2 separate regions of the Homo sapiens genome follow, and region 1 is linked to region 2. A link is an interaction called in ENCODE POLR2A ChIA-PET data of the cell type or tissue named here. Cell type or tissue: MCF 10A. All regions are shown on one strand. Links, peaks and the distances in the headings refer to the core of each region. The heading gives the core; the rest is flanking DNA. Region 1 overlaps KIAA1671. Region 2 overlaps SGSM1 (small G protein signaling modulator 1).

The links. Peaks named below come from ENCODE experiments on the same cell type or tissue, not always from the same donor. Only the 100,000 strongest peaks of a DNase experiment are listed, where the experiment ranks them.
Region 1: POLR2A ChIA-PET joins it to region 2 with 5 read pairs; 2 of 35 experiments call an interaction of 5 or more read pairs at or near these places.

Annotation. Positions count from the first base shown.
Region 1 is chr22:24,964,891-24,967,801 of GRCh38, reverse strand. All of the region lies in intron 1 of KIAA1671, which reads right to left. Among named protein-coding and RNA genes, the nearest start is that of KIAA1671, 14 kb to the right of the region's middle. In MCF 10A, for the core only: no CTCF peak of the experiment used is centred there; a DNase peak (open chromatin) is centred at 1,361.
Region 2 is chr22:24,817,825-24,820,735 of GRCh38, reverse strand. The region is part of intron 2 of SGSM1 (small G protein signaling modulator 1); the gene reads right to left. Among named protein-coding and RNA genes, the nearest start is that of SGSM1, 13 kb to the right of the region's middle. In MCF 10A, for the core only: no CTCF peak of the experiment used is centred there; no DNase peak of the experiment used is centred there.

The sequences.
Region 1 (2,911 bases), core at 127-2,626, 150 kb before region 2:
CCAGGATGGTCTCGATCTCCTGACCTCATGATCCGCCCACCTTGGCCTCCCAGAGTGCTGGGATTACAGGTGTGAGCCACCGCGCCCGGCCCTCATCCAAGTCTTAAGTGTGTCAAGGGAAACGGTTTTGCTTCAAGGCTGGGGGACAATGGGGCCGAGGCTGGGATCAGAGCCCTAGGCCTGCTGCTCTCTGCCTCCTCTTCTCTGTCCTCCTTGAGGGCGGAGGCCAGGCCCCAGGCAGCTCTGAGGCCCAAGGCCCAGTGCAGGCCTTGGTAAACAGTAGATGCTCAACAAATAACAAAGATGAAAATGATCAACTATCCCAAGAGAAGAAAGGACACACAGCACTGGAACTTCCGATGGGAGAGAAGGTATTTCTGATGGAGTCAGAGCTTTGCAGGAGGAAGACCTGAGTTCAAATACAGGCTCTGCAGCCTCTTACCCCAAGCTTATGACATTGAGGAGGGCTTTATCTTTCTGAGCCTCCGTTTCCTCAACTGTAAAGGGGGTTGGTAATACCAACTGCCTGAGTCATTCCGAGGATTTGACAAGAAGGCACCTAACAGTACCTCCCTAACAAGGGACTTGGCACACAGTAGGCCCTGTCAGCAAATTGTGATTTTTCTAGGCCCTGTCTTTTAAAAGGCTGGTTTTAATTCTTCCCAGAATGTATGGCAGAAATAAGAGGCTCTAGAATCTACCTATCCAGTTCCTTGTCCTCCTGTAAAAAAAAGGTCCAGAGAGGGGAGGGGGTATACTCAAGAACACACAGCACAGAAGCTGGACTAAAACTCAGGAGGCCTGACTTCAGGCCTAGAACCCATTCATTCATTCGTTCATTCATTTGTGACAGGCTCTTGCTCTGTCACCCAGGCTGGAGTGCAGTGGCACAATCACAGCTCACTGCAGCCTCAACCTCCCTGGCTCAAGCTATCCTCATGCCTCAGCCTCCCGAGCAGTTGAGACTACAGGTGTGTGCACCATCACGCCTGGTTAATTTTTTAAATTTTTTGTAGAGACAGGGTCTCACTCTGTTGCCCAGGCTGGTCTCAAACTCCTGGGCTCAAGCAATCCTTCCACCTCGGCCTCCCAAAGCACTAAGATTACAGGCATGAGCCACCATGCCCAGCCCAGGACTCATTTTAATACATTCTATATTCTCTCTCATTGCCTAGAACCTCTTCACTTGATAAGCACAGTCCCAGGTATGCAGGTGAGCAAGCATTCTAGAAACAAAGACAAGCACTTTCCAGTGCTGGGGCCTAAAATGAAAGGGAAAGACAAACTTGGGCAGCTTCCCAGGCCAAAGGGCACTGGGAGTTCCCTAACCAAGCCACTCCCCAGCCCTGCCCAGGGCACTGGGCAAGGCTGAGCGGGCAGTGCCTGCCAAAACCCAGGCTTCAAGTCCAGACAGGCCAGGTGGTGTGAGTGTACAGTGACCTCGGTGCACCCAATGCACCCGCTGGGCTCCCCTTCTGCAGGGAGGCCCTACAGACCCAAAATTTCCTTCCCTCGGCAGTGCTCGCTAAGCCATCGGTAAACAGGACTCCCCAGAAGAGGCTTTCCTCCCTGAGGAAGCAAAACAAAAAGGAAAGAACTATCAACACAAAGTCAGCTGGGAGCCTCAGCCCTGACCTGGGGCCTGTGAAAATACAGCTGTTTCTCCAACAGGCAGGGGTATTACACTGGAATGAGATTCTCGTGTATTAATAACAAAGCTCTAGTCCTCCCTGCCTGCCACTAGCTGCGAAGCAAGGCGTTTCACCTCTTGGAGCCCCAGTTTCCTCATCTATAAAATGGGAATAACACTACCATTTTTCTTCATAGGTTGTTATGAGGATCCTATAAACACACAAAATCTATGTCAGAGGAACTGGCCTATAAGAAGCAGTGAATCAGTGTTAGTTTTTACTTTTTATTACTGCCATTGTTGCTATTTCTGCTACTACAACAAGCAAGGAAGATTTACATTATGATTTATAAAATAATTCTTTGGGACAACTTACACACATTTTTTAAAACCTTAAGCTCATCCTTTTCTTTTTTTTTTTTTTTTTTTTTGAGATGGAGTTTCACTCTTGTTGCCCAAGCTGGAGTGCAATGGCACAATCTTGGCTCACTGCAACCTCCACCTCGCGGGTTCAAGCGATTCTCCCGCCTCAGCCTCCCGAGTAGCTGGGATTACAGGTGTCGCCACCATGCCCGGCTAATTTTTTTGTATTTTTAGCAAAGACAGGGTTTCACCATGTTGGCCAGGCTGGTCTTGAACTCCTGACCTCGTGATCTGTCTGCCTTGGCCTCCCAAAGTGCTGGGATTACAGGTGTGAGCTACTGCGCCTGGTCTAAGCTCATCTTTTTATGGGGGAGGTCTCCCGTTTTTTTTTTTTAAACGGAGTTTCATTCTTGTCACCCAGGCTGGCGTGCACTGGCGTGATCTCAGTTCACTGCAACCTCAGCCTCCCGGGTTCAAGCGATTTTCTCGCTTCAACCTCCCGAGTAGCTGGTATTACAAGTGTACGCCACCATGCCTGGCTAATTTTTGTATTTTTAGTAGAGACAGGGTTTCACCACATTGGCCAGGCTGGTCTCGAATTCCTGACCTCAGGTGATCTGTCTGTCTCAGCCTTGCAATGTGCTCACACACATTACAGGTGTGAGCCACCGTCCCCAGCCGAGGTCTCCCTTTTTTTTTTTTTTTTTAAGAGCCTACTATGTGCCAGAGACTTTATAAATGGTTGCTGTATCTAATCTTACAATGACCTCATGGAAGAAATTTTGTCATCTTCTTTCTGCAGAAGAACTGAGGCTCAGGGAGGTGAAATCACTCGTGCAAAGCCACACAGCATCAACATGTGGGAACAGGATCTAACACTAGGATTTTTCGGCTCTGCCCATCCTGCTTCACCACCAG
Region 2 (2,911 bases), core at 251-2,750:
TGGATCAAAGTTTCCTGTCCTGGACTTCCTCTCACATGCAGTTTTAGGACAGACGTGCCCCCGCCACTCCTGCCACACCCTTCCATCTTTCCTGTCACTTCCACACAGCATAGGTAACAAAAACAAAGCCACACAGGCCATGGGATAGGTGGCAGTGGGGAGGGGGGAATGAAAAATGATAAGAGCCTGTGGACCTTTAGAGTATTAGAAAAATTCTTCCTCCAATTCCTCCCCGCATAACCTGCCCTAAACATGGTTATTGGGGCTTATGGGAGAAGCAAACACCGCTAACTTGGCTGCTGCCAACCTGGCCCGAGTTAATCGTTCACTGGCTTGCTATAAATAGGCACCAGCATTGTCCTGTGACAGTGTGAGGGCCAGCCAACCTGCCATGACCTGGAAGGGGTGTTCTGGGGCTGGGGTTCCTACAAATGAGCCTCCCCTTATCACCCTGCCCAGGTTCCTCAGACACCCCTTGACCAGAAGGCTCCCCCGGGGCCTGATTCCAAGGCATTCTCTCGGGGACATTCTTGTATAAAGGTCCTTCAGGCTGCCACGCCCATGCACAGGAGAGGATGGAGCTGTGAAGACACTCCCCAGCCTCCTTCTATCCCCAGAGAAGCCAGCCTGCACGTTTTCCATTCCCAGCCCACACCCTGGAGACTGGCCAGCCTCCTCCTGGGTGCCTGCCCACTGCTTGCGTCTGGCTTCCCTGGCAGCACCCCCATCTCCACAGACCCAGGGGCCTCATGGATGAGGAAGATACACGAAGACTTGGAGCCCACCCAAGATCCCTGGAAGACAGCCAAACTTGGGGGCGTGGAGGGGAAGGTGGTTTGGGCAGCTGCAGAAAACGGAAAAGGAAATTCCCAAATTATTGCTTAAAACACACACAGGTACATCAGAAAGCACTTATCACCTTTCTAGATAAGGACTAACCACCTCCATCTGACCTTAGAAGAAGCAATCCAATAGTGTGTCTAACACTGGTTTCAAATCCTGTCTCCATCTCTTACCAGCTGTGTGACCTTGGGCAAGTCACTTCACTTCTCTGTGCTTCAATTTATAGTACTTATCTGTAAAATGGGATAATAAATAGAGGCAGAGGGCCTCAAACAGGACCCAGCACATAGCTGGTGCCAGATCAAGGGAGGCACTCTGGGTAAGTAAAAACATCAACAGGTCAATCTCCAGCTCTGCTATTTGCTGGGTGACCTCGGGCCTCAGTTTCCTCATCTGTTCCCTCTGATGCTTCTTGGGTTTGCTCTCTTTTGACATTACATACACTAATGCATATAAAGTGCATAGCATACTGTCTGGAACAGGATAGGCTTTTTGAGAAATGCTCTATACCCGTGCTGTCCCACGTTATCATCAGCCAAACGTGGCTACTGGGCGCTTGAAATATGGCTAGTGTGACTGAGGAACTGCATTTTCAATTTAATTTAAATTTAACTTGATTGAAATGCAGATATGCACTTGTGACTCGCGGCTAACATACTGGGACAAGGCAGGCCTGGACAAAGTAGGTGCCCAATAAATACTAATTATAATTATTACTGGGGTTGTGATTATTGTTTTTTTTTTTTTTTGACAGAGTCTTGCTCTGTCGCCCAGGCTGGAGTGCAGTGGTGCAATCTCTGCTCACTGCAAGCTCCGCCTCCCAGGTTCATGCCATTCTCCTGCCTCAGCCTCCCGAGTAGCTGGGACTACAGGCACACACCGCCACACCGAGCTAATTTTTTGTATTTTTAGTAGAGATGGGGTTTCATCATGTTAGCCAGGATTGTCTCGATCTCCTGACCTCATGATCCGCCCGCCTCGGTCTCCCAAAGTGCTGGGATTACAGGCGTGAGCCACTGCTCCCGGCCAATTATTGTTATTTTTATCAGAAAGCTATTATTATTGGAACTGGTTTAGAAACTAAGAGGTACCAGTTCATTTCTGGGCACACTGAGGACAGGAAACCGTATTGCAATCATCTCTGTATCACACCGTTCTGCAGGGAGTTACAGACCCAGTGTTTTGGCATATCCCTCTAAAATTCATATTTTAACGTCCTAATCCACGCCTGGGCACGGTGGCTCACACCTGTAATCCCAGCACTCTGGGAGGCCGAGGCAGGTGGATCATCTGAGGTCAGAAGTTCAAGACCAGCCTGACCAACAAGGTGAAACCCCATCTCTACAAAAATACAAAAATTAGCCGGATGTGGTGGCAGGCACCTGTAGTCCCAGCTACTCAGGAGGCTGAGGCAGGAGAATCGCTTGAACCTGGGAGGCAGAGGCTTCATTGAGCCGAGATCGCACCACTGCACTCCAGCCTGGGCAATGGAGCAAGACTCTGTCTCTAAATAAATAAGTAAATAAATAGAATCCTAATCCCAAAGTGGTGGTATTAGGAGGAAGAGCTTCTGGGAGGTAATTTAAGCCATGAGGATGACTCTTGGATGGGATTAGTACTGTTTTTTGTTTGTTTTATTTTATTTTATTTTTTTTTTTTTTGAGACAGAGTCTTGCTCTGTTGCCCAGGCTGGAGTGCAGTGGCATGGTCTCAACTCACTGCTACCTCTGCCTCCTGGGTTGAAGCGATTCTCCTGCCTCAGCCTCCTGAGTAGCTGGGATTACAGGCGCCCACCACCACGCCCGGCTAATTTTTGTATTTTCAGTAGAGACAGGGTTTCATCATGTTGGCCAGGCTGGTATCGAACTCCTGACCTCAGGTGATCCACCCGCCTCGGCCTCCCAAAGTGCTGGGATTATAGGCGTGAGCCACTGCACCCCGTCGGGATTTGTGCTCTTATAAAAGAGACCCCAAAGACCTCTCACCCCCTTTCTGCCATGTGAGGACATGATTAAAAGTCTGCAGTGTGCAAAAAGGAAGAAGGCCCTCACCAGATACCAACCATGCT